Regions from separate parts of the Homo sapiens genome. Here region 1 is linked to region 2. Evidence: read pairs that join two places in POLR2A ChIA-PET (ENCODE). Cell type or tissue: GM12878. All regions are shown on one strand. Links, peaks and the distances in the headings refer to the core of each region. The heading gives the core; the rest is flanking DNA. Region 1 has its middle 41 kb from the start of TENM4. Region 2 overlaps TENM4 (teneurin transmembrane protein 4).

Region 1 (12,794 bases), core at 4,075-8,074, 83 kb before region 2:
GCTGCCAGAATCTCTTTAAGGTATTTGTGGCATAGCTGGCATTTTTCACATCTCAATTTTATCAAATCCTCACATTAATTTTATGAAATCGTCGTTATTATACCCATTGCACAAATGAGAAAACTGAAACTCAGAAAGGTCAAGTAACTTGCCAAAGATCACAAAAGAATGGAAGTCAGGCCTCTTTCTGTCCCTTCTCAGGAAAGATGTTTCTTGATGATTGAGGAAACTTCTAGAAGTAGAGTTTCCCAAAGTGGCATTAAAGCATGGCTTTACATGATTGAGGCCAATTGTTAAGCAAGCAAAACATGTTCTGCCAATGGATATAGTCCTGTTTTGGGGCACCAGGGTACAGCCCTAAAGGCCAAGCTGAATTGAACTCACTGGACTGGATTATTTCCTGGAACCCAAAGCATTAATCTTCATATTCCTAGTGGCCATCTAAGTACCTAGCACAGCACTTCTCTAAGCCTCAGTTTCTTCACCTGCTGAAGGGAGACAATACCTGTGCCTGCCTTATACTGTTGTTAGAAGACTAAATGAGTTTCTATATGTGTATTAGTCAGCAGTCAGCCTGGACTACCATAACAAAATACCATAGACTGGGTGGCTTAAACAATAGACGTTTATATCTCACAGTTCTGAAAGCTGGAAGATCAAGATCAAGGTGCTTGCAGATTCAATTACTGGTGAGGTTCCTCTTCCTGGCTTGCAGAAGGCCACCTTCTTACTGTGCCTCACATGGTGGAGGGGAAGCCCTCTTTCTTTCTTCTTCTTCTTATAAAGCCACTAATTTCATCATCAATGCCTACCCTCATGACCTCATCTAACCCTAATTATCTCCCAGGGGACCCATCTCCAAGTGTCATCACATTAGGGATTAGGGCTTCAACATATAAATTTTGCAGGGACACAATTCAGTCTATCGCAGTATATAAAACTCTTAGAACAGTGCCTGCCATATGGTATGTGTTGGCTGTTACTATTATTATGTATTATCATTGACTGCAAAATCCACATTCTTTTCACTATCCTATCCTGCCTCCTATATTGGAGTGATTATTTAATATAAAACCCAATGCAAATATAAAGAAAGGAAGGAAAAGAAAGAAGGAGGGAGGGAAAAAAAGAAAGCAATCTGACTACACAGTGGAGGATGAGATTATAGTCAGGGTGCCCATGTAGGTGTCTATAGCTATAAGACAATCCAAACTGACATTATGTGAGAGGATAGAGTAGGGGAGCACATAGCATTAAAATTCACTTGTTCCTCCCACCTCCTCTGAGGAGAGATGTGGCTTCATCCTGGCACGCAGGAGTAAGGGTAGCACCACCCTGAGAACAGGCAGACCTAGTTTCTAGACCTTGCCAATGACTTTGTGTACAGCCTTGGGAAAAGCACTTATCCTTCCTGAGCTCTGTTTCCTCGCTCACTTAAAGAAAGGATTGGGGTGATTATTTTGGAAGTTCCCTCCAAGTCCTGTGACAGAAGGGAACAGGTTGTAGTGGCAAGGCTGCAGACTTTGCCACCAGGCAGACCTGGATTTCAGTACTGGCTGTGGCTCTTACCAGCCGTGTGACCTTGATCTAGTCATAACCTCTTCAGGCCTTGTTAATTTCAATAATCTGACTCAGCACCTCAAATAGTTTCCTCTTGTTCCTCACTCACTGAGATTCCCTGACTTCTCCAACCAAAGGCACATCCACTGTGCCTCAGAGAGAGAGAGACTTTGCCCCTGGAGAAGAGAGTGAGCCCACTTTTATTTTCCTTCAAGTATTTAGGCCCTTTCATCTTCAGCTTATTTGAAAAGGCCACGAGGACAGCTTTCAGGCAAGTTCCCAGACACTGCTGTTTTGAAAGCTCATGAATGACGAGCGCATTCCCAAAGTCACCAGTATCCAGCCAGGAGATGTCATTTCCCTACATGACTAAGCCCCTCCCAGTTAGCTTGCAGATGCTCACACCTTTGATGGCCCTTTAGACAAAGTGAAAGCAAAGGCAGTGAGATCAAAGACCAAAGACTGGAGGGGAACTGTTCTTAAGCTGCAGACACTATAAGGAAGAAAACCAAGAAAATCCAGATTACTTCTGGGGATGCTGAGGGAACACACGGGGGAGGAAGTTTGGATACCTGTAAGAACTTGGGGATAAGGAAGACTCCGTTCTGAGACTCAAAATGCACAATCATCATCATTACATTGTCCGAGCAGGATGTCTGGGGTGTGATCCAAAAACAGCTCTATTCAGTGTGCTCTGTATGGCTAGGTCTACCCTGTCCCCTCGGATAAAATGTAAGGCAAGTTCCATCGGGTAGCAAAAAGTCCTCCAGTCACTTTCCCCACCAAAAAAGGCTCAGTTCAGTAATCAGCATAAAGCGCCCCATGTAATTGTTACAGTGTCCAAATCCATTTAAAGTGAAAGCTTCTCCATCCCCTGGCTTGAGCCTGCTCCCTGGTGGCCCTCTGCATTTGAAAGGTGGTGTTCTGGTTGCAGCTGAAGGGAGGAGAGGGAGGGGCAGCACAGTTCTTGCCTGACTGGTACTCTTGCAGGCTCTGAAGGCACATCCCGGCTGGCCAGCCTCTCAGAGGGCACATTCTTGGCTGCTTCTGAGCCCTCAGTGCTAGGAAGGGTCACCCACGATTCTCTTAAGCCAGACAAAGACCCCTCCCCTGGCTGATCATTTAGGACTCTTTTCTCAGTCCCTAGGTGTCATCTTTTGCTTCCTTCTGCTTGTCCCTAGCTCCTCGTGGTGCCCCTCATTGTCAGTACGTGGGACCACCCTGCTCTCTTTCTCAGGTAGCCCATATACCTGGTGCTGAGAAATTCTGAGAAGGCAGGTGGCCCCTTGGTCCAGCACTGTCTCTTTGCTCCTGTCTGCTCAGTAGCCAGCCACAATCTCTTGCCCTTTAGATTTCTCAGATGTGAGTTGAACATCAGAGTAAAGTGTGCCCAAGCACCGCAGAGACATATGGAGTTCTCTGAGTGGGCTCATGGAAGCCTTGTCCCTAGGCACAATGAGGGAAGGACATCACCTATCTCTGGGGGCAAAGCTGGAGCCCAAAGCTCACTGATGGCTCCCTCAAGAATCCCCTCCAAATTTTCCTAGACCACTGCAATTCTTTTAAAGGCAGGGGTCTGTGAACAGTATGTCTGACCAATCAGCCCTATTGGTCTTATACCTTACTTGATAACTGGGAGTATTGGACACCCTTTCTCAAAATGTTTTAGCAGAAACAAAGACATGAAGAGTCCTTTGTTAACCTCTGTTACAAAACAACCCAAAACTGAGCAGAGCAGAGTCAAAAATGGCTCATTCAGCAAAATTTTAACATAATCTCACAAGAAGTATTTCATTTTCTAAAGAAAGAAGGTGTATATAAACCACAGTGTTAAAAATAGTCAGTGTTGGATGGTGCATCAACAGGCACTTGTTATATTATTCACTGTAGTTTTGAAATTTCTTGAAAGAAAAGAAAGTCCATATCAAATAAAAAAAGAGAAAAAAGGTGTTAGTTCATTCATTCTTTTTTTATTATTATTTTATTTTTTGAGACAGAGTCTCGCTGTGTTGCCCAGGCTGGAGTGCGGTGGCCGATCTCGGCTCACTGCAACCTCTGCCTCCCAGGTTCAAGAGGTTCTCCTGCCTCAGCCTCCCAAGTACCTGGGACTACAGGCATTCGCCACCGCACCCGGCTAATTTTTGTATTTTTCATAGAGACAGGGTTTCACCACATTGGCCAGGCTGGTCTCGAACTCCTGACCTCAGGTAATCTGCCCACCTCAGCCTCCCAAAATGCTAGGATTACAGGCGTGAGCCACAGCACCCGGCCTCATTTATTTCTTTATGCAACAAACATTTACTGAGCACCTACTGTAAACACTGTGTTGGGTACTAGGGATCCAATGACTAAATGTCCTGGGATTCTGCCCTCCGGGAACACAAGGGTAGAAGCACTTGGGAGCTTTTACATGGAACATATTTTTAATACCATGGCCTCTCAGTATGCATGCATTTAACTTAAGCAGTGTGGTAGGCAGAAAAGGGCCCCCAAAGATGTCTATGTCCTAATACCCATACCTGTGAATATGTTGCCTTTTATGGCAAAAGCAACTTTGCAAGTGTGATTCAATCGAGGCTATGGAGATGGGACATTTTATCCGGGTTTATCCAGGTGGGCCTGACTTAATCACAAAAGGTGTAATAAGTGAAAGAGGAGAGTCAGTGGAGATGTGAAGTGGAAACAGAGGTCTGAGCAGGCGACTTGCTGCCCTTGAAGGTGGAGGGGACCCAGAGCTACAGAATATAGGCAACTCCTACAAGGTGGTAAACACAAGGAAATGGACTCTCCCCTGGAACAGCCCTGCCAACACCTTGTTTTAGCCCAATGAGACCTCTTTTAGACTTTTGACCTCCAAAACTGTAAGATAATAAATTGCTATTGTTTGAAGCCATTAAATTGGTGATAATTTGTTATGGCAGCAATGCAAAACTAATATAAGTAATTTTAACTAAAATCATTCAATAAAGGAAAGGAGGAGGAAAAAATGGAGAAAGTGAAAAAGAAAAATGATACGTAATATAAAGATTTGAAATAGGGCAGCAATTCTGCCTATCTTTCTGCCAACGAGATGTGCCCCAGAGCAGGCCTGATGATGCTTTTTCTCTATTTGGTCTCAATTTTTTAATGTAAACGTCTTGCCACGCTATATAGCTTTAGGGAAGTCTTGAGGGCAACGATGCTCTATGCAATTTTATACATATTTCCTGATTTTTTAATGTAAGCCCTAAACAGATGACATTATTCTATTGGAATTGAGAGGCAGTTGACTCTAGTGATTAAGGGTTTGAGCTGTGGAATCACACAGACCTGAATTGAGTAGCTCGTCGGACCTTTACTAGCTATGTGACCTTAGACAAGCTACTGCACCTCCCCTGTTCTCAGTTTCCTGATCTGTAAAATGCAGAAATAATGGCACCTTCCTCCTTCTTTGTGGTAAGGGTTAAGTTAGATAATGTATATAGAGTGTCTAGCACACAGTAAGCTTCCAATAAATGATTGTAGTTAATACAATTCAAATTATTATCAGGAATATCCCTGCTGTTGGGACAGAATTGCTCTCCAGTGGCTAATTTGATAATTTGCCTCCTAGATACTTTGCCTGCCTCTAGTATAGCTTGCACAAGCCCATTATTAATAGGCTTCCCATTCTTATTTGTTCAGTAGACGAAGTCTTACAAAAAATTGGGTCCTGTGGGGAAAACAGTGAAAAGTAGATCCTTCATAGTGAAAAAGATACCAAGGATGTCATTATTTACAAATATGATTCAACTAACGTATAGAAAGAGGAACTCATGTACCCAAAGACAGCACCACAGGAAGGCAGACAAAGAACTAGAATCTGGGCCTCCCAGCTCCCTTCTCACTTCCTTTCCAGCATGCCACCCACATACAGACAATGTCTAATTACAAGACTGCTTCAAAATTATAAAATCAGACTATTGAAATCTCATTAGAGACCTCGACAGAGACCCTGTTTTAAACTGGGGTAAGTGTGGGTATTCCTTGTGCTGTCCCTTGGTGATTTGTATATATCCACTTATCTAAATCTGACTCCTAAAACGAAATATGCAAATATCAGATGTCAAATACCAAAAAGATTGAGTCTTTTCCACTTATCCAACCTTCCAGCACCCTTTGTTGCCATTATTTTTTTCCCCTGCAGAAATGTACTATAAGAACAAACAGACAAAACAAACAAAATTAGCTTTTCTAAGGTGGACACAAGGTTAAGTTAAAGAGGCAGCCCCTTTTAACCAGTGATCAGGAGAGCTTCCTTCTTGAAAGTACTCCCTTCTGTCCTCCACCCCCAGGTTGTCCACAAAACAACATTGGTTCTGGACTTCTCAATGGGGAAAAGTCTTTAGCTTTTTCAATTGAAATTTGGAAATAATCCTGAGTCTTTTGGGGACGAATCTGATGAACATACTGAGTGGCCAAGTGGGAGACACTGAATTCTCCTTGAGTTCCTCCAGATTCTGCCCGCTCTGGAGGCTCTTCTGAGACTCAGAAATGAGCACCCTGGAAGCTTGTCCCAAAGGAAAACCCCCAGCGTTTTGAGCAATGGTAAAAGCTTGGGAATTTGATTTTTTGCTTAGGGGAGAATTTCAAAAATAATGTCCACGTTTGCTGAACACTTAATACACCTAGGGGAGTCTGCCAGGCATCTCCTGTAAATGTATAATCCTCATAGCTATCCTGTCATGCAGATATCATTATTGTTATTACTCGTGTTTTGTAGATGGGGAAACTAAAGTTAAGAGAGTTTCAATCATTTGTTCAAGGTCATACAGACAGGAAAAGGGGAAGTCAAGATTTGGAATTGTATCTCATGGGGTCCAAAGTTCATGCTCTTAACCCTACACTGTTCTGCATGGGAAGCTCCTACAAACCCTAACCACCAGAACACACTGACGTAGAAAGAGAAGGAAGAAAACTTCTTGAAACTTTATGATCATGTTTTGGTGTCTCCAGTTCACTCATTCAACAAATAAACTTAAGTACCTACTTTGCATGGAACTCATGATTAATGTGAAGTGTTAAGCAGCAAGCAAAACAAACCCAGTCTCTGCCTTCCTGAAACTGAGAGTCTAGTCAAAGAGATGGACATTAGCACTGGAGCTTTTTAAGGAGAAGAGCAACATGATCACAAATTCTCATTTGGGAAAGAGCTCTCTGGCTACAGTGTGAAGTAGACATGACCCATGGAGCACCAGGTTCAAAGGAGTTTTTTTAAAAAACAAGAATTTATATCTAAGAAAGTCAATTTCTCCCTTCCTCCTCTGGGCTGCCCCACTTTTTGTTCTTCTTGTTTTTACATCAAACCAAGTTGTTTTCCTTTGATTTCCAGGTCTGTTTTCACTTCTTGACTGTGAGCACTTTCAGTTTAGAGTTTGTCTGCTTTTGTATCCCCAGCATCAAGCATATTGCCTGGCACACAGTTATTTCATATGCATACTACCTGACATACAGTTGTTGCCTGGCACATAGTTATTACATATATGTATTGCTGGCTCATAGTTATTACATATGTATATTGCCTGGCACATAGTTGTTACATATACATATTGCCTGGCCCATAGTTATTACATATATGTATTGCCTGGCACATAGTTGTTCCCTGGCACATAATTATTACATATACGTATTGTCTAGCACATAGTTATTACATATAAATATTGCCTGGCACCTAGTCAATACGTACACCACACCTATTGCCTGGCACATAGTCATTACATACACCACACCTACTGCCTGGCACATAGTTATTGCCAGGCCAATGACTATGTTAAACGAGTGACTTCTTACTGCCCATAAAGTTGAATTATATGTGTTGCTATTTAATAGATAAAAAATATATAGTTTATAAAAGGCTTTACCTGGGGTGTGTGTGTGTGTGTGTGTGTGTGTATCTTTAGTTAATCGTCTACCAACAATCCAGAGCACAATCACTTTTAGCCTCCAGGCCTTACTGGACATTCCTTTTGTTTGCTGTATGGTTGCTAATGTCAATCACATAAAAAGGCTTGTTAGCTACCAGTGGTGTAGGAGATGAGTCTCTGTTGATCATGCTAGTTGTCATTCCATGATTGAGCATTTAATTAATAACAGTTGATTTCTCTTTAGTTGATTAAGAAGGATATCATTTAAATTTAGTAAAGTGGAAAATTGTGTTTGTGTTTATTGTTTTACTTTCAAAGCTGATTCTCAGGATTTCTTCTCTTTTTTTTTTTTAAAAAAGCCCTTTAATGTGCCAAAAATCATAAATAAATATAACCTAATCAAAAATCATGGTGAGAATTGAAACGTCAACATAGACACAAGCTTCTCATTTGCTTATTGTTGATCTTAATTAAATACAACATATGTTCACATTTTTAAATTTCATATATATTTTAATCTATTCTTTTCTCAGTTTACAGTTTTAGTTTTTATGTTGGGAACTTCTTATCTTATATTCATCACATTTTAAGGATCTTAGTCCCAGATCTTTGTGATCTCAGTTTTCTTCTACCCATTAGTCTAATTTCCTGTGCCTTCCCCCATTTATTCATTCATCCATCCATCCATCCACCCATCCATTCACTCAGTCAGTCAGTCAATGAACACTTCCAGAGTTCTTCTTCTTTCCCAGGTGCTAAACCTGAACTGAGAAAGGCACAGTCATTTGTAGGGAGCTCGTACTCTGCCAAACAGAGCAGACCAGGCCTGCTCGTGTTTTAGTATCAAAATACAGAACACTGTTTCAATGAGAACATTCACACTGGAAAGCCTCAACACATGCCTGCCTGGGTGATTCAAAGTGCTAATGACATTAGGACGACATTGTACTTTCCCCTTTCTGATGGTATTGCCAAAAACTGCTAGAAAAGTTCTAATTCCAGCCTACTTCCTTGGAATGCTGAGAGGATGAAAACACATAATGAATTTGAGATGTTTTAAAACCTGTAAACTTCTGTTCCAGAAAGAGTAATTTCAGCAGCAACACTTGTGAGACTAAACTTTAGAGTTCATTCAGAGTTAGAGGCTCTTCTACCTCATAGAGTTGGCTGGGATGGAAAATGTCACCCCCACTTTATAGATGCAAAAAAGAGGATGACTGAGGGAGTCTCCCATAATGCACATATATCCATTGCTATAATTGATGATAATAATTTCACGTGTCCCCATTTCCGTGACTTAATCACATGGAGTATTTTAAAGCAGTTCAATGTCTGGTGCATAATAGATGGGCAATGAATGTTCCTTGAAACTGACTTCCACTAGCAGTTTTGAATATCACTCTACAATCCCCACCCTCTCTCCAAGTGATGGGTGTCTTTCTGGAAAGACCATGGAAGAAAGGATTAAAGAAAGAGAGATGTTTGGCCTCCTCCAAAAACCTGTGATTGTCTGCCATTTACATTGGTATGTCACCATCAGTAGTGACGTGTGTGTAATTTTTACTTATACTAGCTTATAACACCATCTGCTTGATGTTGCTAACGATTTACTCTTCAAATTAGAGTAGATTCATGACTACTATGATAAATGTCACTCTTGCTCTTGAGTGTTCAAGGGGTTTTTTTGTTTTGTTTTGTTGTGGAGGAAGGCAAAGGGTAAATGGATAGCCAGGCAACAACAGGCTGAATCTCTTTATTTCCCCCACTTAGCCTTATCTTCAGGTCTTGGTTTCTGGTTTTGGAGCCAGCAGAAAGAGGATCTCAACATCAAAAGGCAGTGATGTTCTACGCCAAGAGATTCTGGCATGAAACCTCGTGGGCTACACTGTCCCCACTCACCCGCTCACCCTGGGTTAGTGGAATGAAGGAAGAGGCCTGAGCACTGCAGAGTAGCACTGGGGGAAGACTGTCTGTGGAGGAGAATCCTGAGGAATGGAGAGCTCCCAGTCCAGTGTGTGTTGGCCAAAGAGGCGCTACCTCAGGATAAGAGATAGGCAAGTAGGTGAATGAGCCTGTGGAAACCTCAGCCCCAAGCAGCAATATCACAGTCCCCAGTGAGCTGTCCACACATGGCTGAGAGCTCATGAAGCAGCCTCTAGCTACTCCCTAGCTAGGGAATTCAGGGATCTAGAATGCTGAAGGGGATACTGAGTCAGATCAATAAAAACAAGATTGTCTAGAATCTAGGCAATCTATATCTTTGGCAACAAAAGCAGCTGTAGACTCTTCTACTGGTGGAGAGAAGTCTCCTTTAGCCCCCTGGCCTGGAGAGCTGACAGCAGGGTCCAGACTCCCTCTGGAACCTTCTGACCATCTCCATCTGGACTGACGCCCTCCATGCCTAAAGCATACCTGCCTACCTGGCCTTGGCTTCTCCTCTCTCCTGTATTAAATCCCATATTGGGCGGGCACAGTGGCTCTCGCCTATAATCCCAGCACTTTGGGAGACTGAGGTGGGCAGATCGCTTGAGCTCAGGAGTTTGAGACCAGCCCTGGGCAACATGGTGAAACCCCATCTCTACCAAAAATACAAAAAAAAAAATTAGCCAGGTGCAGTGGCACATGTCTGTGGTCCCAGCTACTGAGGTGGGAGGATTTCTTGAGCCCGGGAGATAGAGGTTGCAGTGAACCGAGATCGTACTACTGCACTCCAGCCTGGGCAACAGAGTGAGACTGTCTCAAAATCAATCAATCAATCAATCAGTCAATTCCATATTACCAGTTTCACATCATTTGCTTTTTCATGGTTTACTTCCTTGTTTGCGGGGGAAGACATTCTCCAAAAGCTTTCTGAAACAAGGTATATGAGAGGTAAAAATTTTTGAAGCCTTGAATATCTCAAAATGTTTTTATCCCACCTCACTCATAGAATTCTGAGTTGGAAGTCATTTCTTCAGAATTTTTAAAGTATTACTCCTCTGTCTCAGTTTCTAGTGTTACCACTGAGCAACTGGAAGACTTTCAGATTCCTCAGCTCTTGTCTGAGCTTACTCCTCTCTGGAAACTTCTAAACTCTTTTCTTTGTCCCCAGAGTTGTGAAATCTCACAATGATGTGTCTTGGGTGGGTGTATTTTTATCCACTATTCTAGGCACTCAGTGGGCCCTTACATCTCGGAACTCATACCATTCAATTCTGGAAACATTTTTGAATTATTTTATTAATGATTTCTTTACTCATTTTCTGTTTTCCTTTCCGGAACTCCTATTATTTAGATATAGAATCTCCTACATCAGTCTTCTCACTTACTTATCTTTTTTCTCATACTTTTCACTTCCTTGGTTTTGTTTTGTATTTTGGTTTAATAAGAGATCTCAACCTCATCTTCCAATCCTTCTAATGGGTATAATTTCCCTGAAAGTTTTTCTTTTCACTGTCCTACTCCCTACATGGATTCCATCTTCCCCAAGTCTCCTTTCTCTGTTTTGGTCTCTGTCTTCCATGCTAGTGGCTCTCTTCAGATATCTGCCCATATTTAAGAACTGGGGATGAGAAGCTGGTTGAGCTTGTAGGTGGGGCTTATCACAGTGAATGTCACTGCAGAAGAGCCAACCAAGCCAGTGCTGGGAACACCCAATGTCAGTCCCTTTGGGTCTTCTTGGAATGAGTCAGATAAACTAGACTTTCAGAGAAGATCCTTCCAATACCCTGTGTGGTAGGAAGAATAATGGTCCCCAAAAAGGTCCATGTCCTAATCCTTAGAACCTGTGAATATGTTACTTAACAGGTCAAAGGGGGCTTTGCAGATGTCATTAAGTTAAGGCTCTTGAGATGGGGATATTATTCTGGATTATCCAGTGGGCTGGATCATCCACTGTAATCACAAAGGCTTTTACAAGAAGGAAGAAAGAGTGGCCGGGCAGGGTGGCTCACGCCTGTAATCCCAGCACTTTGGGAGGCCGAGGCAGGCGGATCATGAGATCAGGAGATCGAGACCATCCTGGCTAACACGGTGAAACCCCATCTCTACTAAAAATACAAAAAAAAAAAAAAATTAGCCGGGCGTGGTAGCGGGCACCTGTAGTCCCAGCTACTCAGGAGGCTGAGGCAGGAGAATGGCGTGAACCTGAGAGGTGGAGCTTGCAGTGAGCCGAGATTGTGCCACTGTGCTCCAGCCTGGGCGACATAGCAAGACTCTGTCTCAAAAAAAAAAAAAAGAAGGAAGAAAGAGGCTCCAAGTGAAAGATGTGATTACAGAAGCAGAGATTGAAATGATGAAGGGTCATGAGCCAAGGAATGTGGGCATCCTCCAGAAGCAGGAAAAGGCAAGGAAACAGGTTTTCCTCAGGGCCTCCAGAAGAGACAGCTCTACCAACACCTTGACTTTAGTCATTAAAACTGATTTTGGACTTGTAACCTCCAGAACTGTAAGATAATAAAGAGAAGTCACTAAGCTTGTGGACGTTACAACAGCAGTAGAAACCTCATACAGCCTGTGGCTGGGAGCTGGCAGTGGGATGGTCTTGGCTTTCTACATGCAGATATATACACACATCCTTTGTTCAGTGGGGTGCTGTATTAGTCCATTCTTGCACTACTAGAAATAAATACCTGAGACTGGGTAATTTATAAAGAAAAGAGGGTTAATTGGTTCATGGTTCTTCAGACTGTACAGGACGCATAATGCTGGCATCTGCTACGCTTCTGGGGAGGCCTCAGGAAACTTACAATTAAGGCAGAATATAAAGGGAAAGCAGGCTTGTCTTATCTGGCCAGAGCAGGAGCTACACACTTTTAAACAACCATATCTCATGATAACTTACTCACCCACTATCATGAGAACAGCACAGAGGGGACAGTGCTAAACCATTCATAAGAACTCCACCCCCTTGATCCAATCACCTCCCACCAGGCTCCACCTCTAATACTGGGGATTACAATTCAACATAAGATTTGGGTGGGGACACAGATCCTAATTATATCAGGTGACTTGCCTCAACTGTACCTGGTGTCCTTCAGCCCAGAGAAATTCTATTGCTCACTGATATGGTTTGGCTGTGTCCCCACCCAAACCTGACCTTGAATTATAATAATCCCCATGTGTTAAGGGTGGAGCCAGGTGGTTATAATTGAATCATGGGGGTGGTTTCCCCCATACTGTTCTCATAGTTGTGAATTAGTTTCACAAGATCTGATGGTTTTATAAATGGGAGTTCTTCTGCACAAGTTCTTTTTGCATGCCACCATGTAAGATGTGACTTTCCTCCTCATTTGCTTTATGCCATGATTGTGGGGCCTCCCCAGCCATACTGAACTGTGAGTCAATTAAACCTCTTTCCTTTACAAATTACGC
Region 2 (12,794 bases), core at 3,174-7,173:
TTTTAGGTTCTTTGCAATTGAAACCAAAATGTCTGTGTGAATTCATTTAAAAAGCAGATTTTCTTTTCCACAAAGGATTTGGGGCTGTTTGGGGCTTAATTATTATGTCAGGTGATCCAGCTTTAGTCCAGATGAGGACCCTTTGTAAGAAGCTTTGCCATGAGGGCAGCAGCTTCAGCGGAGGGTCAAGGTCCTTCTGAGCTGGGAGGCTGAAATGGAACACATGTGGCTCTGAGCCAGTGAAGTGCTTTCTTGGGACTGCCCTGCTGTCCAGGAACTGAAGCTGGGTTCAAATGCTGACTGTCATTCTCTGGGCATGTGACCATGGCCAAGCTAATACACATGATGAGCCTCAGTTTCTGCATCTTTGAAAGGGTGATCATTGTGAGTATTTTGCAGAGGATTAAATGAGATAAGACTGGTGAACCACCCCCACCACCCCCCTCAACCCCCCGGATTTTTTGGCCTCATAGCTTTGCTTCTATGCATGAAGTGCTGAATGCCATTTCTGGTACTGACTCAGATTCTTCATGTGCCAGTCTGGGTACTGACTTGTGGAGTGGATAGTGGTTGAGGGAAGACAACTGGGGGTGGGAGGAATGGGAGAATGTGAGTGTCGAGGGGTGGGCTACCTCTTGGGCACTGGCAATTACATGACAGTGGAACAGCATTGCAATTTAGTTTTGTGTTTTTCATTGTAACCCAACTGGCAACAGAACAGTGATGGGAGATGGAAAGGGTATCAAATTTGACTAGTGAGTTGCCCCTTTTGGTCCCTTCCTTAGAGTAAGCCTCAGTTTCTTCATCTGCAAAATGGAACTATCAGTGCCTTCTCTGACTACCTCGCAGAGTTGCTGTGAAGAAAAAGTGAGATAAAAATGTACCTGAAAGCATTTGTAAAATGTAAAGTGCTGTATAAATGTAACTGATTATTGTTTCATTTAAAAGACATGGTTTTGTTGATATCTCATGAAAAACAGTGCTAGTCCTCCCATTTAGTCATGGCGACAACCTTTTTGTCATAAATGTGCATGGGAGAATCGTTGGTTAGTAGGTGTTTTCCTTTATCCAAGTGGTCTGAGCTGGAAAATATGGAGAATTCCTTCACTAAAGGGCCATATCTTTTGACTCTATTGACAGCATGTCATGTGGAACTCAAAACTGCCTTCGTGAATGCAGATAGATTGCATCTATTAGCTGCCTCTTGTCATCATGACCTGCCAGAAGGGAAAATAAAATGTGCCTACAAATATTTCAATATTTATGTTGTGTGAAGGTTTAATATTCATTTGGAGCAGTGAATGGGGAAAGAGAAAAAAAAGTCCACATCCTTTACTTTGGAAATTGCTCAGTTCAACAAGAATTTATTGAGTACCTACTATGAGCTAGTGAGTGAATGATATGCTAGTGTCTACCAAAGAAAGACACCAAATTCTAATATTGACAACTTCATGTTTGCATACTTTGTCAGAAGCCTTGGAGAATCCCAAGGTCAGGAGTCTTTGCTCATTCCTATGGGGGAACTGATGAAATCTGCCCAGAGGTTGGGGAAGAGGGAAGTAGGTGAAATGGCTGCAGAGGAGAGGTGTTTGTAGTAAAATTGGGGAAGAGAGGAGAGTGGGAGGGGGTGGATCAGACCTCAGAAACACACTCCTACCTGTTAGGATGTAGGTGTGTGCTTGCACTTGTGGGTGGGACCAAGAGACAGGTGTCAGTAGCCTGGAGTTATAAAAACCAAAATGCATTGAATAATTGGATGGGAAACCACACATAAGAAAAGGACTCTTAGCAAGTGTATTTTTTCCAGCAATGCAAAAGTGAATTTACAAGCATATTGTTGTAGCTGTGAAGGGGCAAGCTCTACTAAAGGGATAGATGGTACATGAAAATAAGTTGTAAAATGTTGTTAATTGAAGAATATGTTGATAATTTGTGTCACTGATATTCAGTGTTTTGAATATGTTGTCATTGTCATTTCTCATTATGTAAAAATATAATAATTTTACAAGTTCACTGGTGACTTCATTCCCCTAACCCTATTTTTTCCCCAATAAGGTCCTAAATTCCTGAAGCCTGACTTCTCCTGCCCCAGGGGTTTTCAGAAACCTAACCCCCATGGTTGGCGAGGGACTGCTGTGTGTGAAATGGTAACTGCCCTCAAGGAGCTTACAATCTAGCTGGGGGTAAATGACTTGCACATGAACACAACTAGACTGTGAGCTTCTAGAGGGCAGGGACCTTACCCTAGTCATCTCTCTTCTCACCCTGCACACCCTCCCTGAGGGATCTCATCCATCCCCATGGCGTCAACCACCACCTGAGGACCCTCTAGGCCTGAATTGTCTCCTGAGTGCCACACCCAGCTCTCCAGCATCTTCAGTGTTCCTCCCCGGGTGGAATGCTCCACAGCACTGCCAACTCAACCTGCTCACCAAAACCCAGCTTGTCATATCTCCTCTGGGCCAGCCCTGGCTTCCAGGCTCCTGGACTTGGTCCCCCAGATCAAAGATCCAGGGGTCACTCATTTGGACTGAGCTTGATGGAAAAGTGCTTATGTTTCAATGTTAAGTAAACTGGGGAGCCTATCAAATGTATAGACATGATGAACTCATTGATGTTAAGTACATAGATGGAAAGAGAAATGCTTCAGAATGTATTAGTGGTTGCCTCTAATGGTAAAATAATGATTGACGTTTTCTTTTTCTGACACCCTTGTGCTTTCCAAATCTCCTGCAAAAAGTATTTATTACTTTTGTAACCAGCAAAAATGCCTAATAAAAATGATTGACAGGTCTCCATTTGAGTGTCACCTTTTCTGGGAATTATTGTTTATTCCTTTGCATCTCAAAGAGTCTGAGGCTCCGGGGTTAGACAGCCTCAGCACGTGTGCTTACCCTGTTGGGGAACTTGTTGCACTGTGTTCTTTCTGTAAATCGGCTCTTCCATTAGTCTGTGAGCTCCGAGAGGGCAGGAATCATGGTTATTCATCTCTCATTTCCAGTGCCTAGCACAAGGCTTGCATACATAACTGCTCAATACATGCTTGTTCTTTAAAGGAAGAGAGGGAGGGAAGGAGGCAGGAAAACAAAAAGGTGAAGGACACCAGAATTCTCAAATGTTATACCTCCATGGATCCCTTGTATTATTTCCTGTCCCCAAGATCCTTTGTTTATTAAGCTTTTGAATCTACTGTACCACTGATTTTTCACTCGGTAGTTTGAATTTTTCTGTTTTTTAGTAATCATAGGCCTTATAAATCCCAATCAGAGCTTCTCAGGGCCAAGTCTGGCATATGCCACCTGCTGTCCCAAGTCTGACTTGGGCAGAGTGCCCCCTGCCTGACACCTAGGTCATGGCATGCAGGGCTATCTCCAGTTCTCTGGAGCTGAGTGTACCTTCTGGAGCTTCTTTTAAAGTGGAACGATGGCAAACTGCAATGTCTGTGGGAGGAGGAGAGCAAGGGAACAGATAACATAAGAATAGAAGTGACAATTGCAAACTTCAATTGTGTGTTTCCTCTGTGCAGGCACTGTGCTATGCATCAACACGCACTGTCCCCTCAGCCCTCACAGCAGCTCTGTGACACAGGCACTATTACAATTGCCATTTTGTAAGCAAGGAAACTGAGGCTTAAAGATGCATTAGATGGGGAAACTGGAATTTGCACTGATTGCAGAGCTTAAGTCCAGCACTGCATCCCTCTTCTGAAGTTCCAGGAAGAGCACAGGGAGGAGAGGGCAAGAGAGATGCCTGTCAGGAGAAAGGAGCAGTGTTTGCAATTTCAGAGCCTTGTTTGGGGATGTGCCAGCATAGAGGAGTTTAGCCCCGAAGGCACAAAGCCCTTCACAAAGTCTGTGACACTCCTGAAGTTGTAGGCAATTTGTTCCAGGTATGTGCATTGTCTGGGAAGGTCTTCAAAGGAGTCTGTGTGGTTAAAAAAAAAAAAAATGGTTAAGGAAGCGGACCATGGAGCAGAAAGTTGCAGTGACTGGATTCTGGCTCCAGGCTGCAAATTTAACCATTGAATATCACCCAACAGGATGGATATGGGGATATGGTCTTGTTGATAAAGCATCTCCCTCACACAAGACTTGGAGAAATAATCCTGGAGGGTGTGTGTGTGTGTGTGTGTGTGTGTGTGTGTGTGTGTGTGTGTGTGGTGTGTGTTTATGTGTCTCCCAGGTATTTAGAATCAACTGATTACCAAATCAATCAACAAATATTTATTCTAGCAGAGACTTGATAGCTCTCTGGTTTGTCAGGGTTGTTTAAAGAAGGATTTCTGCCTTGGGTGGGAGTTTGGGCTAAAGAGATAATAATAATTACCATTTATTGAGTGTTGGTTGTGTGCCAGCCAACTCTGCTGGGCACTTTATATACATGATTCCACTTAATCCGCACAACAACACCGACAAGGAAGGTTTTATAACCCATTCTTTACAGAGAAGGAACTCAGAGGGTTTGAATATCTTGCCTAAGGTCATAGTAATTCAATCTGTGTAAGTAGAGGAGCCAAATTTGACTCTACGTCTGTTTCCAAGATTCCACATGTTTCTGTTTCTCTCTTTTTTTTTGATGTGAATGTATGTGTTTCCACCAGAACTAAGATCCATCAAGTTATCAAATTAATAAACAAATGTATTCAAGCAAGACTCGATGCCTGTTAATTAGCCAGGCTGTATTATAAGGGAGCCTTGCTTTGAGTAGCATCTTGGACAAGATCGCCTCCAAGTTCCTCTCTAATTTTAGGGTCTCCTCTCAAATTCCAAACAATCAGTTTTAAATTTTTCTGATAAAAACTTATTGCTCTCCCACTCCCCAGTTCTTCTTCCTTGGCTATGGTAGCAGGGACCACAATCTTTCTCTGCCTTCCTAACAGATTAGTCCTTGTCCATAAGCATTTCAAATAAGAAGAAAATACCCATGTAAATATGGGAAACAACTACTCATTTCAGCTGATTCTCCTTCCCCAGAGAAGAATATGGAACCAGTAGATTTCTGCTCATTGAAAGAGTTGGAACTCATATTCTGTGCCTGGTGGACTGGCTTGCCTTCAGGAAATTGCTCGCTAATCAGAGTGAGAAATGGCACAAAAAATGCTGGGAATCATTTGGGTGGGTGAGATCTGGGGCTGTCTTTATGTTTCTGCCTATGGAAAGTCATGATACAGGGTAGTTACAGTGACATCTCCCTGCTGAATAAATCCTGTTCTTTTGTAATGAAGCATGGCAGCCAGGCCTAGCACACTTCCCTCTGCACACCATCCTGCTCAGGCCTCTGTGCCTCGGCTGTGCTGTTCCTTCTGCTTGGAATGCATTCACTGTGTCCACTTAGCCAATTCCTACCTATTCTTCAAGCCTCAGTTCCAGTGTCCCCTCGAGGGCAGGCAGTGCTTTCCCATCTGCCCTAGGTCCACTCTACCAGCCTCTACTTGGGCCCCCAGCATACCTTATCTGTCTTCCATCTCCTCAGTTTAGAACCTAACACACTGTGGCACTCTTTTTTTTTTTTTTTTTTTTTTAAAGCATCTGACTATCTTCTATCACAGGGCCAGGTACTCAAAATATATTTATTGAATACAGTTGAATATATTCTGTGATCATCCCTGATCATGTTAAGTTCTATTGGGTCCATACTATTTAGTAGCCTAACCCAGGTAGGACTAAAACTAAGCCACTTGTTTGTGCAGCAGTTTCTGATTACAAGTGGTTTATATTCCTGTCCGCACTCAGTGAAGAGGAGCTACCACTGTTAGTATTTCCATAATGTGAATAGATGAGAAAACCAAAGCATAGAGAGGTTAGATGGTCTGCCCAGGGTCATGCAGTTTGTAAGTTGCAGTGGCCCACAGCCCAGCTCTCTCTCAGGACCCTGAGAGGTAAGGCTGGATGAACATTGCTGACTGTTAAAAGCACCTGACCACTGAGCCAGGTGAGATGCGCCCACCCCTACTTGTCTGCTGCTCCTGAAGATTCACAGGTAAATTGAGCCTCTTCTTATTGGATTCTATTTTGAACTCATGGTGCTGGGGGTTGTCCTAGATTAAAGGACACATGAGGTGGGGAGTTGCAAAGCATAGGAAAAAAAAAGTAAAGCACAGAATGTGTAGCAAACTTGGGCCGATGCTGCATTTTCTACCTTCTGTCTGCACTGGATTCCTTATAATTTGTCTTGCACAAATTGGGATAAATACAAACAAGCACACATATGTAAATTCATTCATTTAAAAAATAATCTTTCTGAACCTTAATTTTTCCTCGCTGGGAATGATAGTCTTTTGTGCAAGGATGTCACACAAATTTAATGAGAAAACTCATATAAATGGGCCTTGCATGGTGACAGAGCTGGCATTTCCAGACTGTTTTCCTTCTAACTTTCTACCATGCAACCTCTATTTGACAGTATCTGTGGACTGGTTTGCTGATTGCTCACAAGCCCCAGAAGAAAGGAGGGGGAAAAATCATACAAACTGCCCTAAGTTTTGGGCCACTCAGCAGCCAGCCCTCCCTAAAAATTCTGAGATAAGAGAAACATTGCCAATAGAAGTACTGTGATCCCCCAGACCTGAGTGCCCTTCCTGGCTTTTGCCTTCCTGGCTCACAAAGCCTCCTAACCCTTTGCATTCTCTACTTACTCTTATTCTGTATCTGGTTGCTGGGGTATCCTTCCTTTTTGACCATGAGTGGCAGTTACCTCTGGCCTGTAAAGGAATTATTCAGATGCCAAAAATTTGGAGATAGCCAGTTAACTCAGGAAATGGTATCCGGAGAAGAAGCAGGAGTGACACATCTTTGGGGTTCCTGGGTAGCCATGTAGCACATAGTTGGAGGGGGCAGGCTTTGAGTCACTCAGAACTGGGTTAGAATCCTGACTCTGTGGCTTACTGGTTTTCCAGCTTTGTTCCAGTTACTCAGTCCCCTGGGCTTCAGTTTCTTTACTTACAAAATGGGGATGTTAATAACAGTAATACCTATAACTATGGGGCTATGTTGAGGATGAAATAAAATGATGTATAAAAATCAATGAGAACACTGCCTGGTACATAGTGGGCTACCATGAATTTTCTGTCCTCAGCCATGACTAGCTGGAATGGCCTTTTCCTTCTTAGCTCCTGCTTTTCCTTGAATCTCATCCCTTTGAGTGTTCTGCCCTAACACGTCAAGCCAAATTCTGTGACTTCCTCTTCTGAGGCCCAGAGGTCTGCCATCTGACCTATAGAGTCCCTGCACCTGCGTCCTTGACTGGGTTCTGAAGCCCCCTTGACACAGTGCTCAGGAGAAACTCAAAGAGGAAATGAAAGGCAGAGTCCCTTGTATCAATGACAGCAGCCCAGGCTCCCTCAACCTTTGCCTTGGCAAACCGACTCAGACAGTATTTTCATTTGATTCTGTCTTTCTTGGCTTTGGTTGTGACTCATAAAGCTATTCAAGCCACTCTATTTTCTCTGCCCCTGAGAGACTAAATGGTCCTATGGAGTGTGAACCAGAGAGGAGAGAGGTCTTGGGAGACCCAGTGGCCACCATGCCTGAAGGTTAGAGGGGAGAACCATGCATGCGTCATACAAAAGAAAGGGAAGTGGACGCTTTGGCTTGGCCGCTGGAGCGCTATTATGCCTCTAGCCATTCCTTTGCCGGCCTCCCAATTATGGCTGCAATTTGGCAGCCATTTCCTTGCCCTGGGGTGGAAGGGGTCCCTGCAAAGGTATGAACAGTTGGGCTGCTTTGGGAGCCAGGAAGGCAGAAGTGACCATTTAGGTCTGGGGATCACAGGGCTTCTATTAAGAATGGTCCTGTTGTCTCAACTTTTAGGAGGGACTGAACCCTGAATGGCCCAATTTTGTGTGATATTTTTACCTCCTACTTTCTGGGACTTGCAATAATAAAGTAATTAGCAAACCAATCTATAGCTACTCCTTGAACAAGAACTAGATATAAAGCATGATACAAAGAACCATGAGAGATAAGAAGCTAGGATGGGGTAAGACACAAATTTAAAAAATGCCTAATTGGACCATACAGTGGGGGAGAATATTAAGACTCATACAGTTGGAGTGGTTGGAATTCTAAGAAGCCATTAGGCTGGTCAAGAAAAGCTTACAGAAGGATCAAGCTTTCATCTGAGTCTTAAAAATGTGTTGGCCATGAAGTACTAGAGATGGATGGGAAGAACATAGGCAGGGGGAAGGTCTGAGCAAAGGTGCATCCAGGAAAATAAATGCATGAGGACTTGATGTTTGTTGCACACCTGCTGAGAGCTAGACACTTGGTATGCCTACCAACTATAAACTAAGACTAATATTATTGCCTCCATTTTACAGATGAGTAAACTGAGGCCAAGGAGCTCCAACTAGCTCTTTGGCTGCTCAAGAACAGGGACAAATATGTCTTACTTATCTCTGTATCCTGAGTACAGAGTTCCAGAACAGGCCTCTGATAAATATTCACGGATATTAAAGGCCATAAAGCAGAGCCAGGATTCAAACTCAAAATCCCCCCAAGGCCTGTGTTATCCAGTTATTGGAGTGAGTATGAAAGTGTTTCTAAAAGAGGAGTGGGCAGTAAATGTCCAGAGAGGATTGAGGGGAATTCTGAGTAAAATCCAAGAGGTAGGACCTGATGCTATACCTTCTGGGAGCCATAGAAAGCCCCTGGGCTGAGTAATCCGATGCCTGTGGCCTTTTGGAACTTGGGCGAATTTGTCAACAACAACACGGAGCTGGTGACCGATTGAGTGGGTCATGTTTTATCCTCTTGCTGCATTTCCTCAGAGCACCCTGTATGCCCGGTCCTCTTCAGGAATGTGTTCCTGGTGGCAAGTTCTTGTCCAAAGTATCCTCCATCTAGACTGTGAACTCTGTGCAGTTAGGAATGGAGTCTGTGTGATTCACCCCTGGATCCTCAATGCCTGGCCCTGGAATATAGTAGGCACTCAACTATCACCTGATGTGTCAATTTTAGATAACGATGGTTGGTACCTATACAGATCATTTCCAGAGGCGTCTTGCTGACAGCAAGGGACTGGAAGGAAAATAGCTGATGTGAAGAGATGGCAGGAGATGTAGGAATTCAGGGAGGAATTAGTTGTTTTTTTCTCTGTGTTGCAACACTTGGCTCATCTGTTTGGGCACCTTCTCCCTGTCTTGATTGGCATATTAGCTTCCTACAGCTGCCATTGCAAAGTACCACAAATGGAATGGTTTAAAACAACAGAAATTTATTTTCTCACAGTTCTGGAAGCTAGAAGTCTGAAATCCAGGTGTTGGCAATGTTGGCTCCTTCTTGGGGGCTCCAGGGGTGGAATCTGTTCCATGCCTCTGTCTGGTTCCTGGCTTCTGGTGATTGTGACACTCCTTGGTGCTCCTTGGCTTGCAGCTGATAAGTCCAGTCTCTGCCTCCGCCCTCACATGGCTATCTTCTCTCTATATCTTCATGTCTTCACAGGGTGGTTTCCCCACTCTGTGTGCCTGCTTGTGTCTCCTCCTCTTCCTATAAGGACATCAGTCATACTGGATGAAGGGCCTACCCTATTCCATCAGGACTACACCTTAACTTACATCTTGATTACATTCACAAAGACCTTGTTTCTAAATAAGGTTGTATCCACAGGTACCAGAAATTAGGATTTCAATATAGCTTTTGGAGGAACATGATTCAACTCTCAGTAGTTCGTTATCACATATTAGTGTTAAACAAAATAATACCTCTATATGGTGTTTTATGGGTCATGCGACAGTGATGATTGCATTAAATTCTCACACTAACCCTAAGGGTAGCTGGCATAATCAGCCCTATTATATATTCTGAAACTGAGGTTCAAAAAGTGATTTGCTCAAAATTATACAGTGTAGAAGTGACAGAAGGAGGAGGACCTGAAGCTGGGACTTCCAACTCATATATTGTTCTCTCCCCTTGTGCTTCTGACCTTGGGAGCTGCTGGGATGCGGGGGTAGGCATGCCACCCTCCTCACATCCCCACAGGGCTCACAGGATGCTTGAGGAGAACCAGGTGCTCTGTAAATACTTGTTGGCTTGAATTGCATTCAGAAGCTCACCCTTGCTCTGGAGAGAACCTTCAAGGGTAGCAAACAATGACTTTTACTGAACATGTCAGAGAGTGTAAGCCAAATTTTGAGAGAACTAGGGTTTAGTGAGTCTGTGGGCATTTCCGCAGGTGAGGTGTTGAATTCACTGTACCTCATTCCAAGCTGCGGGGAGCCAGGGTTCAATTCTCACTTTCTTCCTTTCAGAGAACAAGCCTGAGGCCCCTGCCAAGGCTTCTTCTCCCCTCTCGTCTGCTCCCCTCCCTCCTTCAGTGTCACCCTCTTCCTCCAGGCCTGTTCTTACTCTGATGCATCCTCCAACCCCCCACTGCCAGAGCCAGACAGCCATCTGCTCCTCACTCCCCCGTGTCTCCGATGGCCCCAGGGCAAAGTCCAGACTCCTGCTGACTGTAGCACGCACTGCATCCTCTGGCAGCACCACCTATTGGAACACACCCTCACATTTGTGTATGACACAAATTGTGAAACACACCGAGTCCCTTCAGTAAGACTTGGCTCTTCAGTGGTGCCCATATGCATCGTGGAGTGCCCGCCTCTGCTCCTCTGGGCAAGCTTTCTGAAATCCCTGTTTCCTCAGCCTGCCTTTTTTGCATTTCAATCTCATTTGCCATTGTTAAAATAAAGGAGCTGACCAGAGGGCTGACGCAGTCCCATCAGTTTAAGACTTCAGAAGTGGGAAACAGCAGGTGTGCTTTTGCCCCTTGTTAGGCTATAAGAAGCCACTCTGACAGCCACTGAGGACTGAAGGATGGCTTTGCTGTTGTCCCATTTTGTCTTTAAAAGCATCCTGTGAAGGTGCTAGGATTAACTTAGTGTGAAGATGAGGAAACGGAGACCCAGAGAGATATCTGTCTAGGAACTTGCCCAACGAGCTGAGTTTGAATATCGCTTCCACCAGCTGCCAGTCATGTAGTTTTGGGCAAATTTCTTGATCTCGGAGCCTCTTCTTTTTTAACAGGAGGATCTCTGAGACTCCTCTTATATTCCACAAGGCTGTTTTGAGGTCTAAACCCAGTAATCTACCTGGCATACAGTAAGCACTCAGTTGACTGTAGCTGGATTTCAGAGTGGAAAGAAGGGAAAACCGTGACAGAAAAATAGCTACAAGGAAAAGAGGTTAGGAGCCTGGAGGGTGCAGAAGAGGCACGAAAAGGGGAGTTATCAGGCACTGTGGGGGGTTTGGGAAATGACACTAGGGCCTGATAGTGCTCAATATTTGGTGTCCAAGATAGGAGCCAAAATGGATTTCTCACTAAATTCTTAGTTGTGTCTTCACTCCCTTGCTGTATGTGGATCACTCTGTCCCTTCGGAATGTTAACATGCTGGGAAATTCATGTGTCATTTTGGTCAAACGGAGAGAAAGGGAGAGACAAAGGTCAGGATGGGTGACTGAAGCAGCCCAAGAAAGAAAACATGTTTAGGAAGACCTTAAACCCTACGTCATGCTTTATAAGTCTGGAAGATGACATTCAGAGGGGCTCTGTAGCTTGCCCAGAGTTGCACAGCAAGTAGATAGCAGAGATTAGGACACCTGTTTCCCAGGACCTATTTATCCCTGCTGTGTCACAGCGATGCAGGACAGAAGGGGCAGGGCCCAGGCAGCCCAATCTGGGAAGCCGGGACCTGTGGTTGATTGCCTATATCCTGGTTTCCTTACCCCAAATCCTTGTGATCCAGGAGCACACAAAGAAACATGTGGGTGTATATTCTCCCTGCGACTTTCCTTTTCTAAAGGGACTTTCACTAGCAAGCAACCCAGCCATCCTGGCTGCTAATGTAACCTGTCACTTCAATGCCCCAAGGCCATCAGCAATTCACAACGTGCGTATCTCCTAATTAGCCAATGAAGTAACTGTTCCATTTCCCTTGCTCCCTCTGCCTCCAAGTTCACAATATGTTCTCTCCTGCTCAGCTTCAGCTCATGTCTTCTGTTTCTGCCCAGAACTTCCCTGTGAGCAAACATCATAAGGAAAGGGTTATCTTGGGATGTAAGACAGGGGATTAAGGTTTCCGCTCTGAGACCCAGCTCCATCTCCAAACCCATCCTTCAGAGTTCCTGGGGCTAAGCCACTGTGGATGTTGGCTGTCCTTGACCTCAGAACTGGATTTTTCTGTCTGAGAACAGGCTGATGGAGTCTGTGTTGGTTATAAGTAAATGTTTTCTGTAATATCAACTGCATGAAAGAGGAAAGCCAATTTTATTTCTTGGATCCCAATAATATATTGATTTTTTTTTCAAAGGGAAATAAAAAATCATTTGGCTATGCCAAACCAATTTTCTGTATCTTTTGGTGGAGGGGAACAATAGGAGTGCTCACAGCTGTCCCATAGAAATAATAAATGCATGTCCACAGTCCATCATTGAAAGCCCTTGGGGTGAGGTGTGTTTCAGAATTTGGTTTGTTTTTAGATTTTTGAAAGGAAATAGGGTGCATATACTGTATATTATGTGATACGTCTGAGGCTGTGCTCCATAATCAAAGCCATTAATTTCTCTGCAGCAAAATGTATGATTGTACACACTAAGTAGGAAAGATAAAGACAGTAAATAGCTTCACATTACTTCATGTCAGGTTTTTCACCCAATGAGTTATAAAAAAAACCCAACCTTTTGGTTTTAGAATTTTTTGAGTGTCAGGATTGATAAGGGCCTGTGGCTCTCTGATTAATATTTGCTACTTTACTATATAAATTCATAGAGAGATGAAGATTGCCTGTATGAGACTGCATAAA

What was found. ChIA-PET counts read pairs that join two places held together with the same protein. Peaks named below come from ENCODE experiments on the same cell type or tissue, not always from the same donor. Only the 100,000 strongest peaks of a DNase experiment are listed, where the experiment ranks them.
Region 1: POLR2A ChIA-PET joins it to region 2 with 5 read pairs; 3 of 35 experiments call an interaction of 5 or more read pairs at or near these places.

What each region holds. Positions count from the first base shown.
Region 1 is chr11:79,475,584-79,488,377 of GRCh38, reverse strand. No RefSeq gene overlaps it. Among named protein-coding and RNA genes, the nearest start is that of TENM4, 41 kb to the right of the region's middle. In GM12878, for the core only: no CTCF peak of the experiment used is centred there; DNase peaks (open chromatin) are centred at 5,377 and 6,487; H3K27ac peaks cover 237 bases.
Region 2 is chr11:79,391,465-79,404,258 of GRCh38, reverse strand. The region is part of intron 1 of TENM4 (teneurin transmembrane protein 4); the gene reads left to right. MIR708 (microRNA 708) reads left to right here and starts at 2,150; the gene lies at 2,150-2,237. In GM12878, for the core only: a CTCF peak has its summit at 3,335; no DNase peak of the experiment used is centred there.